Regions from separate parts of the Mus musculus genome. Here all the other regions are linked to region 3. The links are chromatin contacts, found by Hi-C or POLR2A ChIA-PET in ENCODE. All regions are on one chromosome and are shown on one strand. The core of a region is the stretch at or near the end of the contact, and the rest is flanking DNA. Distances in the headings are between cores, read along the strand shown. Region 1 holds the start of Eif4e (eukaryotic translation initiation factor 4E). Region 2 holds the start of Adh5 (alcohol dehydrogenase 5 (class III), chi polypeptide). Region 3 holds the start of Metap1 (methionyl aminopeptidase 1).

Region 1 (3,959 bases), core at 672-3,171, 37 kb before region 3:
GGCGTGCGCGCTGCGCCCCGAGGATGAATGAATGGAAAGCCCGGCGCGTGTGAAATGCAGGTCTCCGGCCAGCCGACCCGCGGCGGCGATCTGTAGGCCTCGCTCCTCCCCCTTCCCTCCTCCATGACAGCCCCGTCCCGGCGTGGAGGGGCCAGGACAATGTGATCCCCACCTCAGCCGGCCCCTGTCCCCGGCGCCGGGAGGTGCGCGACACGACCCCTGAGCATGCTCCCCTACTCAACGCCACGGCCCCCGGCTCCCCGCGGGACGCGCCCGCCCAGCTCCCGCGCGCCCACCGGTGGGCTCCGCCAGCCCACCCTCCTCCGCAGCTCCAGAGCGCGGCCCGCACGAGGACCCCCGGCGGCGGGTCGCCGGCGACGGCGAGGCGCCGCTGCCTCGGGCTCCCTCTCCGGCTCTCTCGGGCCGGCTCGCCGCCCACCAGCCACGGTGCCCGCTAGGAGCCGCCCGCCCCACGCCCCCCCGAGACCCCGGGACCCCACGCCGATCCCCGCGCCCGTGTCCCGAGCCGCCCTCCGCCCGCCGCATCGCGGCCCCGCGCGGCGCCCCTCCCCCCACCGCCCCGGTGCCCGGGCCCCCACACGGCGTGTGCGCTCCACGCTGCCGCCGCCAGCCTCCCGGCGCCGAGGCTGCCCGCCGAAGGTCAGGCCGGGGGCGGGCAGGGACCGGACGCGGCGGGAGGCGCCGTGCGCGCCGGTAACGCCGTCCTGCGGGAGTCCCTGAGCGGAGGAAGCCGGAGCGCGGGGAGCTCGGGGGTGGGGGCCGAAGGCAATACTCACCGGTTCCACAGTCGCCATCTTAGATCGATCTGATCGCACAACCGCTCCTGAAGGGGGGGCGAGAGGAAAAAAATGAGATTCAAACCGGATTGGCCGGCTCCTGCCCACGTGACGGACGTGTCCGTTTGGCCCTAGCGGCGCCTGCGCAAGACTGCAGCTGCTTGGGGAAGGAGAGGCTTCTGGGAAGTGGAGTCTTTTTTTTTTTTTTTTTTTTTTTTTTTCTTAAGGCAAGAAGTTTTTTTTTTTCTTCCAAAAAAAAAAAAAGTGATCACGTGGTCGCTGGCGAGGGTGCGTGGCTCCCGGCGCCGCGGGCGCTTCCTGCCGAGTTGGATTTAGGCCTCTGCTGGGCAGCGGGCAGAGCTCCGGTTGCACTCACTGCGGGGCATTCCTGCTGTGCCTTCTGTCGCCCAGTCCTCCCATCTTTCCTAGAAGGTTGAGAACTGCAGGCTCAGCACACGCAAGAAGGCTTCATTTGCTTAGCTGAGGTCCTAAGACAAGTTGCTTTTTATTTAGTTTTTCTTTTCGCCTCCCACCATTTTCTCTTGGTTTCTGAAAGAGGCGGCGATGGAGAGTCGTTGATGTGGTCTGCGTCTCCCCAGTCCCCGGTCCACTAACGCGGGTGGTCCCTTGCTACCATCGCTGCCCAAGCGGGTGGGCGGGCTTGCCCCACGGTACCCTCTCACTCGTTTGGGGAAGGGGAGTGCACGCGTCGGCTTTTCCTGTTCCCAGTCCTGAGATGAAGGCGTCAGGGGTGAATCTTGCTGGACGTGAAAGTTTGGAAGTTCTGTCCAATCGGTTCCAGTATTCTGCTTGGACGTGGACGGAAATAGCCTACGTCCAGGTGCCAGCCAGGGAAGCCACTCGGGGCTCCGCTGACTCAGCCCTGGACTGAAGGTCAGGAGTCGTTAAACCGGGTCAACTATGACTCTTGACGTTGACTCATACTCCTTAGGCGAGTGACTTAATACGCTCAGTGCCTCAACTTTTTCATTTATGAACCAAAGATGATAATACACTTACCTCACAAGGGTGTGCTGTGGTAAGGACTGTAACCAGCTTTGAAAACGCTTCGGAATCTAGAAGCAAGCGCGTGCCTTCCTTAAGGACCAGCTCCCTCCGCCTCCGCTGCTGTTTTAGCAATCTTGCTTCTTGACCCTGGGTCTTTTGAAGCGCAGGATGGCCTTGAACTTGAGGTATAGGGGAGGATGGCCTTGAACTGTCGATCCTCCTGCTTCCACCTCCCCCCCACAAAGTATCGGGATTACTGGCGCGTGCTGGGCGTGGGGGTGGGTTGGGAGAGCACTTTTTTGCTGAGATAGGGATGGAACTCAGGGCTTCCTGAGCGCTAGGCAAGCACTCTACCAACTGAGCTATATCCCCAAGCCTTAACAGTGTCTTAAAATTTTCTTTTCTTTACTTTGTTGCGTACACCGATGCAGTTTTAAAGGGAATGTAGCTGCTCTCAACAGAAACTTCGTGTTCATGAACTTATGTTCATAACAACTAACAAACAGAACTGGCATGCTACATTTTCTTCTAAGTTACCAGGCCGTCAAAGCACTGTTGGGTAAAGTTCCTAATGAGGGAGCCAGGATCTCATGGCTTCCACGCAGCTTAAAAATGTTACCGCCAGGAAAAGCAGTGTAAGCAGGCTATCTCGTGTCTGCCTCTCCATGGCATTGCTGTTGTCCAGAGCTGTGTCATAGCTATTATTGAGTACATAATGGATGCTTGGGTTGACTAACACATAATTGAGGCTGTGTAAGAACTCAAAGCCAGTGCCTGCTCGTGTTTTTGTTTACCAGGATGGCAGAAGTGATTTTAAACGAAAGCTTCTGTTTAAGTTGGCGTGAGTAGATTCTCAAGTAGACATAGCTCTATGAACTAAACACATAGGTGAATTTCTATGTACAAATCTGTTAACACTAACCAAAGTAATTATAATTGACCCCTTATTTTCTGTTGTCTGTAAAGTGATGTCTGGTTAATTTCTATGAGAAGACAGCATTAGGGTGCTGAGTTGTAGCTCAGTTGATAGAGTGTTCATCCAGCCTAGATTCCCCCCAACACCACATAAACCCAGCATGCTGGAGGATCAGGACTTTAAATTCAGTGACATGGCAAGTTCTAGGCCACCCAAAGAAACAGGAGAATCTCTATCCAAAGAAAGGAAAAAGACAACCTAAATATCCTGTTTTGAGCTTCAGGGTTGGTTACAGCACAAACCAATCCATTGGCAAGAAAGTATCCTGACAAGCCTGAAAACCACCAATATAAAGTTTTTGTTTAAAATGACATTTGATTGTTTTTTTTTTTTTAACCTTCTTCCTCTGTTGTCAGTGAAGACTCATATTTTGGGCTACAGGTATAACTCAGGGGTAGAATGTTTGCCTAGCTTGCTTAAGATTCAGGATCCAGCCGGGCGTGGTGGCACACACCTTTAATCCCAGCACTCAGGAGGCAGAGGCAGGTGGATTTCTGAGTTTGAGGCCAGCCTGGTCTACAGAGTGAGTTCCAGGACAGCCAGGGCTACACAGAGAAACCCTGTCTCAGAAAAAAAACAAACAGAACAAAAAAAGACTCAGGATCTACTTCCTAGTACCCCTGTGTTCCCACAAAGACTTGCGCTTTTACAGTTTTTTTTTTGTTTTTTTTTTTTGTTTTTTTTGTTTTTTGGTTTTTTTGGTTTTTCGAGACAGGGTTTCTCTCTGTAGCCCTGGCTGTCCTGGAACTCACTCTGTAGACCACGCCGGCCTCGAACTCAGAAATTCATCTGCCTCCCAAGTGCTGGGATTAAAGGCGTGTGCCACCACTGCCTGGCTCGCCCCATTCTTTATAGTTTAAGTCATCTCTATATCTGTATATGATTTATTGACTATTTTTAAACATTTCAGATGTGTTTGCCTAGTGTCAACACTTACGATTTCATCTTGTCAAATATATGGGGGCTAGATTTTTATGTGTTATGTCGGTCTGTATACAATCACTTTCATTTTGCTTATTTATTCATTTATTTGTGGACCCAGAGTCTTGCTATGTTGTCCAAGGTGGTCTTGAACTCATAGACTCATAGGATCCTCCCATCTAGTCTTCCAAAGAGGCTGCAACTGAAGCCACAGGCAGCTGTGCCCAGCCATCACCTTACTACCACACCCATGCTTG
Region 2 (3,778 bases), core at 1,181-3,680, 46 kb after region 3:
AGATGGAGAGGCCAACTTGAGGAAGGGCAGGTGTGGGGAGGACTGTGATTCTGTGGCAGGAAGACTTCCAATGCTTTCTCCTTGACACCGCCCTTTGGGGTTTCTCCCACAATGCCTTAGCTGGACATTACCTTAATCCGAACTTCATGAGCCTTTGGAGGGGCCACTTCTATCTCCTCTATGGAGAGAGGCTTTCCCGCCTCCCAGGCGACTGCAGCCTTACACCTGATCACCTGAGGTGGGGGAAAAGAAGTAAAGTTTATTCTCCTAGATTAGTAATTACTTCACGGGCAACCAAGATAATGATGCTGCTCATGTTAGTGTGCCAGGCTGTGGAGAGGGTCCAGGGCGTACAGCTCCTGCCCGTGCAGGCCTGAGGCCCAGAGTTCAGCTCCCCAGCATAACACCTGGAGGCAGATCAAGCTGGCTGGATCGAGTAACTGGCCTGGAGAGCTCTGGGTTCAAGTGAAAGACCCTGATTCAATGTATGGTGGAGCAATTGAAGACCTGATGTCAGCCTGAGACCTTGACATACCCACCTGTGAACACGCATAAACATAAACACACACACACACACACACACACACACACACACACACGCTACAAACTCAGACACACGCAAAGCTAAATAAATAAAACTAAATTGAACAGCATATTCACAGAAAAGCTTATAACCTCTAAGTGAGATGGAGAATTGTTTTTAGGTCTCACATAAATCACACAGTGAATAACATAAAATTAAAGGGCCAGATACAGTGAGGCAAACCTTTAGTCCCAGCGCTCAGAGGCAGAGGCAAGTGGCTCTCAGTGAGCTCGAGGCCAGCTAGATCTACACTTCAAGTTCCAGGACCGACAGGGCTACATGGAGAGATTCCATCTCAAACCTTCCACCCTAAACCACCATCAACCAGGACAACAAATATGTGCATATATATTATTTATATTTAAATTGTGTATACATATATATAAAATCAAAGGGCTGAAGAGATGGCTCAGTGGTTAAGAGCACCCACCTACTGCTCTTGCAGAAAACTCCAGGTTCAGTCCTATGCATCTACACTCTCACAGCTACCTGTAATTCTAGTTCCAGAGGATCTGTGCCACCCCCTGGCTTCCACAGGCTCCTGCATGCATATACACACACACAGGCACACACACACACATCTTAAAGGAGGGTGGGAGGTGGGGAAGAGATGGAGGAGGAGGAGGAAAAGGAAGAAGAAGAGGAGGAAAGAAAGAAAAGGAAAGAAGACTATGGAATACATGTCCCAAGCTGGGGTGTAGCTCAATGGTAGAGCATGTGCCTTGAATGCACAAGGCCTTGGATTTGAGTCCTAGCACAACAATGGACAAGCCAAGCAAAATCCCACCCAGAGTCTTTCACTAGGTTTGGCAAGTAATTCAAGGTTAGTATTCAAGCTTAGTATTATGCGACCTAATTATCTTTTCCTTGGGATGGCTTATATAGCATCACTTTAGTGCAATACTTCCCAGTGGAAAGGATCCTAAGAAATATCCAAATGGGGGTAAAAATACTATAACCATCTCTTATAACTGTGCTAACTAATGCATTAGCCATTTGCCACAGGTGGCTATTGAACACTATAGATAAAGGACAAGTGTGAACTGAAATCAGGTATGATGTAAAAATTTGAAAGCTTAGAAGAGTGAAGAATATCTCAATTTAAAAATACTTATAACGTGGAAATAATATTGCGAGTATCAGGTTGGGTAAACATACCATTAGAATTAATTTTATGTGGCTCTGTAAAGTTTACAATTCCATATGAAATTTATATCGCGCATCTAAAGCAATGAGCTACTAGAGCGATTACACTCAGTACAGACCTTCTTAACCACGGAACCAAACCTAGTGAGAAATGCTGGGTTTTGATCAGTTCACTTGACGCTTATGAAATGTGTTGACAGAATAAAGGTTGCAAGCCACTCACTGGGTTTACTGGAGATGGACTTGAAAGTCAAATAACGTGATTTGAAAAAAACAGGTACACCGTGCTGCACGTAGAAAGCCAAGGTCGAAGGAAGGGCCTAACTTTGCTTGGGAGTTTTGAGCACGGCCCGCGCTCCAAATCTGATCCTGCAACCCGGGCGCGACCCGGGCAAGTTCTTCCGTCCCGCGTGACGGGCGCGGGCCTCAGCCCACCGGGCTCCGGCGGAGCAGAGCAGAAAGCAGAGCTGCTCTCCAAGCGCGGCGCCGAAACAAAGCCTCCATGCCCTCGCTGCGGCTGCGCTCGCCTTCCCCGGCGGGCGGCAGCGGGCCACCCGGGCGTTCCCCTCCTCTGCTCCGGCCCACCGCGCGCCTCCATACCTGGTTCGCCATGGCCGCTAGTTCGGGATCGAGCGCTAAGGTTCACGAGTGTAGCGGAACCCGGGTGAGGGCTGGACCGTGCGTGAGGGGAGGGGCTGTGCGCGGGAGGCGGGCCTTCGATGTAGGCGGGGCGTACGTGAGGGCGGGAGGAGGTGGCTGTGCGTAGGGCGGGACTCGGCTGGGAGGCGGGCCTAATACCGGAAGGGCGGGGCCCGCGTTTCGGAGCCTGAGTTTCGGCTACTGCGCTCCGTTGCTGGGGAGGCAGTAGTTTTGGGGCCGTGAAGCGCTTTATTCCAGGCTGGCTCAACTGAGCCCCTGCAAAGCATCTCTGTGGTATTTCCTTGTCTAATTTTCGTGCAGTCTTTGTACGTTAGACGTGAGAGAAATATAGCGTGTGGTAACACGTGTGGGAAAGCACGTGTAGAACAAGCCACGCCTTCCGTGTGTCCCTGTCCGCGGTCCCCCCGCCCCCCTCTTCCCGGGCTTGCACGCGCTAGCTAGCGAGCTACTGATTTGCGGGTTGCATGCGCTAGCGAGCTAATGCAGCCCCTTGTTTTGCGGGTCTGGGTCCAGGACGAGTCAACACTGCGGCCCTCAAGGGCTTTGAAGGAACACTAGAGGGAGAGGTGCCCATCCTAGCAACAGCCCGACCTCGGATTTCAGCAGGTTACGACCAGGTCCTGGGATTTCAGGGACCATCGGACACGGAGAGAAGTTTTCAGGAAGGGAACCGAGGGAGCAGAGTGGGCCCCTTTTAAGAGTGGACCAACTATGTGGAGACAGAGGCTGCTGTATTTGCTGATGTAATCCCAAATGCTGCTTGTGTTGAAATGTACCCACTAAAACACCGCATTTTGTCTTTTTCATGGCTCATTTCCTGATTACACACTTTAAGGGTTGACATTCTCCACGGTACTGTTCAAAGCCCTTCTCTCACTTCACACTAACTCACACCCTGGCTTTTAACGTATATAATTAATAGGATGATCACCATAGTCTGTCTCCAGTCAGGGTAGTGTTCCTAAACTCCAGGCTTGAAGTACCAAGCCAGTGTGTATTAGGGTATCTCAGTGCTTAAAACCCAACTTACTTAAAACTAATCTTGTATTCGTGCCTCCTAATCCTTTTAAATGATTCCAGTGTCTGGTGATTAAAATATTCAAATATACAAGCCATTTCCAGTCAAACCACCACATGTGGATATTATAAGTTATACTCCTGTAAGAAGTTGAACAAGTTGAGGAATTCATAATTCTTACAGAAGTGAAGTCACGCAGGGAGAGCTGCTGCCCCCCGAAACAGAAACAGGAATACAGAGAATCACAATCCATCAGACTAGAAATTCATCATTGCAAGAAGCAGTACTAGGGCCAGAAACTGAAGAGTGATTGACCTATTGCTGTAGGCACTTTGTAGTTTAGTCTGACTTTTGTAAACGACGGAGGATGC
Region 3 (4,240 bases), core at 990-3,489:
GTGTGCTTGTTTATTCTACATAAAGAAATCTAGAACTGGGTGTAGTAGCTCTTGCCTTTAATCCCAGCACTCAGGAGGCAGAAGTGGATCTCTGTGAGTTGGAGGCCAACCTGGTCTACAGAGCAAGTTACAGGACAGCCAGGACCAGGACTACAGAGAGGAAACCCTGTCTAGAAAAACCAAAGAACAACAATGGGGGGGGGGGAGAGAGAGAGAGAGAGAGAGAGAAGAGAGTGGGGGAGAGGGAAGGAAGCTTGGTAGAATATTTGACACTATAGGTCATAAAGTATCTTTAGTTTTTCATAGTTGATTAGTATCTTTTTTTTTTTTTTTTTGGTTTTTCGAGACAGGGTTCCTCTGTGTAGCCCTGACTGTCCTGGAACTCACTCTGTAGACCAGGCTGGCCTCAAACTCAGAGATCCGCCTGCCTCTGCCTCCTGAGTGCTGGGATTAAAGGCGTGTGCCACCACGCCCGGTTTGATTAGTATCTTGATTTATAGTTGTCAATGTTGAGAACGCTGTTTCTCATGGTTCAAATAGCAGAAGTCTCTTTTTGTCTGTTTAAAAAATTGTTGGAAATTCTGTTCAATCCAAACCAAAGACCACTTAATAACTTTTTCAAAATGAAATTAAAGTCAGTAACTCAAAACAGCAATGCCTGGACGCAAATATTCAATTCTCTATGCAGAGTTCTAGCCACTATAGGATTGCTGCTATTGAGGCTAACTCAATCCAAAGACAACCTGATTGGATACATAATGAAGAATGACAGAAGAATACTAGATGTCTCTGTCTTCTGTAAAGAAACCAGGATGTGTTTGTCACTGCCTATGTGACAGCACCCGCAATACAGAGTGTACGTGCAGTGGATGCAGGATCAGACTGCAGAGAAGTCCAATGCACATGCTGAGTGTTGCGTTTAATTCTGAAATAACTTTTGGTTGTTAGGCTGTCAAAAACTGCTTACTATTGCCAAAAATTTTGTTACTCCATATTTAGAAGTTGAGAGCCACAGTTTAGGAAGCTGGGATTTATACAGTTAGATGTCATATACAAACATATACACATATGCAGTCACTAATTTTCTTAAATGTATACATTTTTATTAAAAGTTTACAGTGGTTGGTTATACAGGAAAAGTTATTCAAGAAAACATGAGCTTTTCTGGTGTATTAAGGTGGAAAAGATTTTTTTAAAAGTCACAGCATTCCTCTAGCAACAAACAAACAAAAAAAAAAAATAGAAAACGGCAGTTGTTGTCTACTGATTATGTGTTTGAAAGATTTAGGCTACCGGGTTGTATCTGATAAACTCTAGAGCCTTTTAATTCTCGCATTTCTTTTCTTTTCTCTTTTGGTTTGTTTTCTGAGACAGGGTTTCTATGGGTAACCCTGGCTATCCAAGAACTTACTCTGTAGACCAGGCTGGCCTCCAACTCAGAGAGATCTGCCTGCCTCTAGATCTGAGTGCTAGGTTTAAAGTTTGGCATGCGCTACCACTACCCGGCTAACCCCCCTCAATTCTTGATTGGTGGAATTCGCTCAAACTATAAAATCAGATAATATATATATATTTTAAATCATCGATATTGAACTATCTGGCAGCTACTAGCGCTATGTATTTCAATAGCGGGGTGTGGAAAGACATGAGGAAGAGCGTATTTCAGTCCCATCTCGGTCCATTGATATTTTTTTAAGAATGAGCGTAATTTTTTCTTTCTTTTTTATTTTGAGGAGAACACTGGCAGAGAGAAGCGGAACTCAGAAAAGGGAATTAGTCCCCAAGAAGCTCCCGGCGAACCAAACTGAGGAATCCACGCCCTTCCCAACCACCTGCGAGTGAATGAAACACCGAAGGCTCAAGAATTTCACGCTCGGGGTCCCAACGTCATGGGGTGTAGGATCTCCGCTGACCCCACGTGGCGTCGCCGCCACCGCAAGCCTTGGGGCGGGGCAGGGGAGGCGGCGTAAAGGCTGCCGGGCGGGTCGCCACTACGCGTGCGCGGAGAGGGCGTGGCTGTCAGGGCGGGGGGTCGGCCGAACCGGAGGGAGGGGCGGGGCAGCAGGTGAGCGCGCGCTAAGGGGCGGGGCCCTGGCCGCGCGTGCGCGGAGGGGGGCGGGGGCGCGCTGCGTAGGGGCGGGCCCTGGTCCTCCCGGTCCGGCGCCTAGGCCTGCCATCGGAGCTCCTCCCCGGCTGGGTCCCTCTCCCCGCCCTGTGGCGGTTCCTCCCTCCTCCGGCAGCCAGGCAGCATGGCGGCGGTGGAGACGCGGGTGTGCGAGACGGACGGCTGCAGCAGCGAGGCCAAGCTCCAGTGTCCCACCTGCATCAAGCTGGGCATCCAGGGCTCGTACTTCTGCTCGCAGGTAGCCGCCCACCCCGCGCCCCTCCGGTCCTCCGCCTCTGGGCCTTGTCGCCTCCCGCTCGGGCCTCCGAGCGGCCCGGGCCTCGGGAGCCGGGAGCCCGGCCGCCGGCGCTCTCGGGGGCGGAAGCTGACCTGCGGCGGGTTCGGGCCAGGCCTCCGCGGTCCCGTGGGCGGCCAGGTGTGTGCGCAGGTAGGGACGCGCGGGAGCCGGTAGCCCAAGACCTCCGCCGAGCCGGGGTCGGGTCTGGACGCCGCTGGCCGCGCTCCCGGGGCTTCTCTCCGGTGTCTCTGCAATCCCGGACGGAGACGGAAGCGACCTGCCGGGGCCTGGGGGTGGCTGCAGTCTCCCGTAGAGGAGAGCTGTTTCAGTCTCACTTCTTTTGTGTTTTACTACCGCGCTTTGACATTTAAGTAACTTTGAGTGTAGGCGTGGAGAGAGGTCGGTGTAATTCATTCTTTTCCGTTGGCATCTCAGATTATTAATTTGAGAACCGGTAAGGTAAAGAGATGAGTCACTTCTGTTACTGAAGTTCCTGGAGTAGAAAGGACAGTCCCGCAGGGGTTGTGCTTCAAGGCTCCGACGTAGTTTTTGTGCAACTGAGCAAACCTAGCACTGAGTGGGGCCCTGACAGAAGTGTGTATTTATTGAACAGTATTTGTGTCCCATCGCGTTTCTAGACTCAGAATAATGGCAAGGCAAGTAGTAGATGGTTATTAGGCTCTTAGTTACAATTTGTTGAGGAGAAGAATATAAGTACGTTGGTAATAAACTGACAGGTTCCTGGGAGAGGGGAGTTAATAGGCCAAAGACCTTGGCATGCTAGTTTTTCTGAGAGCTTGAGTAAGTGAAATTACTTAAGTTCCCCAGTTTCAGTGTTACTCTATACAGAGAGAATGAGGGTACCTTTCATTCTGTATTGTACAAGATTGTGCTGACAATGAAATTAAGGAAGACCCTGTAGCCCTATCATTTAGAGACGTTTTGTTTTTTAAAGGATTCCACTACAATTTAATGCTGGTATCTAGATAAAGTTGAAGAAGAATAATTATGTCACCAGTGGTAAGTGATACATGCCTTTAATCGCAGCACTTGGGAGTCAGGCAGGCAAATCTGTCAGTTCTAGGTCAGCCTGGTGTACAAGCAAGTTCCAGGACGGCCAGGGTTCTGGGGTGGGGGCGGGGGTGGGGTGGGGGGAAGAATAGTTATATGAAAATAGCAAAACCAACTATTTTCTAAGATAAAATAGATGGAAAGATAAAATAAGATGAAGCCAATGATTAAAAGCCTTAGCAATTGTAGTAAACCATTGCAAGAGTCCTTCACTATTGTATGATCTTGCCTTTAGAGAGTATATGACCCTTGACCTTGCTGACATCACTTTCCAAGCTTTGCACTTGGAGGAGAGAGACCTGAAAATAGCCTTGGAGCTATTAACCTGGTGCAGGGCCTCTTGTGGCTTTAATGTTTTCCAGTTTAACTTAGTGAGTTCTGTGTGGAATCTGGATTTAAAACAAAAATTTGCTATGAAAATTGTGTGCCATCTGACTAGATCAATGTATATAGTTCGTATTCAGGGGTTTCAAGTTGAGAGGCGCTAGGTGTGGTGGCATACACCTTTAATCCCGGTGCTTTGGAGGCAGAAGCTGGCAGAACTCTACTAGGCCAACCTGGTTTACCTAGTGAATTTTAAGGCCAGCCCTTGCTAAATAATGAGACTCTTATCTCAAAAAAAGAGAAAGAAAACGAACAAAAAATGGCTGGGCTGGAGAGATGGCTCAGTGGTTAAGAGCACTTTCTGCTCTTTGAGGGGACCTAAGTTCAGTTCCCAGCACCACGTGGTTCTCACAAACTTCTCAGGCACCAGGCACATAGCGCAC

What was found. A loop is a pair of places that touch in the nucleus more often than their neighbours do. ChIA-PET counts read pairs that join two places held with the same protein, here RNA polymerase II (POLR2A).
Region 1: a map of gastrocnemius shows a loop between it and region 3 (10-fold over the local background). The contact joins the promoter of Eif4e here to the promoter of Metap1 in region 3. A Hi-C loop is called at or near these places in 15 of 37 maps with a recorded cell type or tissue (T-helper 17 cell, T-helper 2 cell, adrenal gland and 5 more). POLR2A ChIA-PET finds 5 or more read pairs at or near these places in 4 of 5 experiments (Patski and embryonic stem cell).
Region 2: a map of left cerebral cortex shows a loop between it and region 3 (10-fold over the local background). The contact joins the promoter of Adh5 here to the promoter of Metap1 in region 3. A Hi-C loop is called at or near these places in 9 of 37 maps with a recorded cell type or tissue (adrenal gland, gastrocnemius, heart and 1 more). POLR2A ChIA-PET finds 5 or more read pairs at or near these places in 3 of 5 experiments (Patski and embryonic stem cell).

What each region holds. Positions count from the first base shown.
Region 1 is chr3:138,524,153-138,528,111 of GRCm38, reverse strand. It overlaps Eif4e (eukaryotic translation initiation factor 4E), which reads right to left and starts at 1,921. Exons shown (of 8, transcript NM_007917.4): 1 at 1,818-1,921; 2 at 798-844. The coding sequence starts at 815. It overlaps Mir1956 (microRNA 1956), which reads right to left and starts at 1,691; the gene lies at 1,627-1,691.
Region 2 is chr3:138,441,745-138,445,522 of GRCm38, reverse strand. It overlaps Adh5 (alcohol dehydrogenase 5 (class III), chi polypeptide), which reads right to left and starts at 2,430. Exons shown (of 9, transcript NM_007410.3): 1 at 2,330-2,430; 2 at 132-233. The coding sequence starts at 2,341.
Region 3 is chr3:138,487,381-138,491,620 of GRCm38, reverse strand. It overlaps Metap1 (methionyl aminopeptidase 1), which reads left to right and starts at 2,239. Exons shown (of 11, transcript NM_175224.4): 1 at 2,239-2,363. The coding sequence starts at 2,250. Gm32553 (a long non-coding RNA gene) reads left to right here and starts at 3,560. Exons shown (of 2, transcript XR_001784010.2): 1 at 3,560-4,240.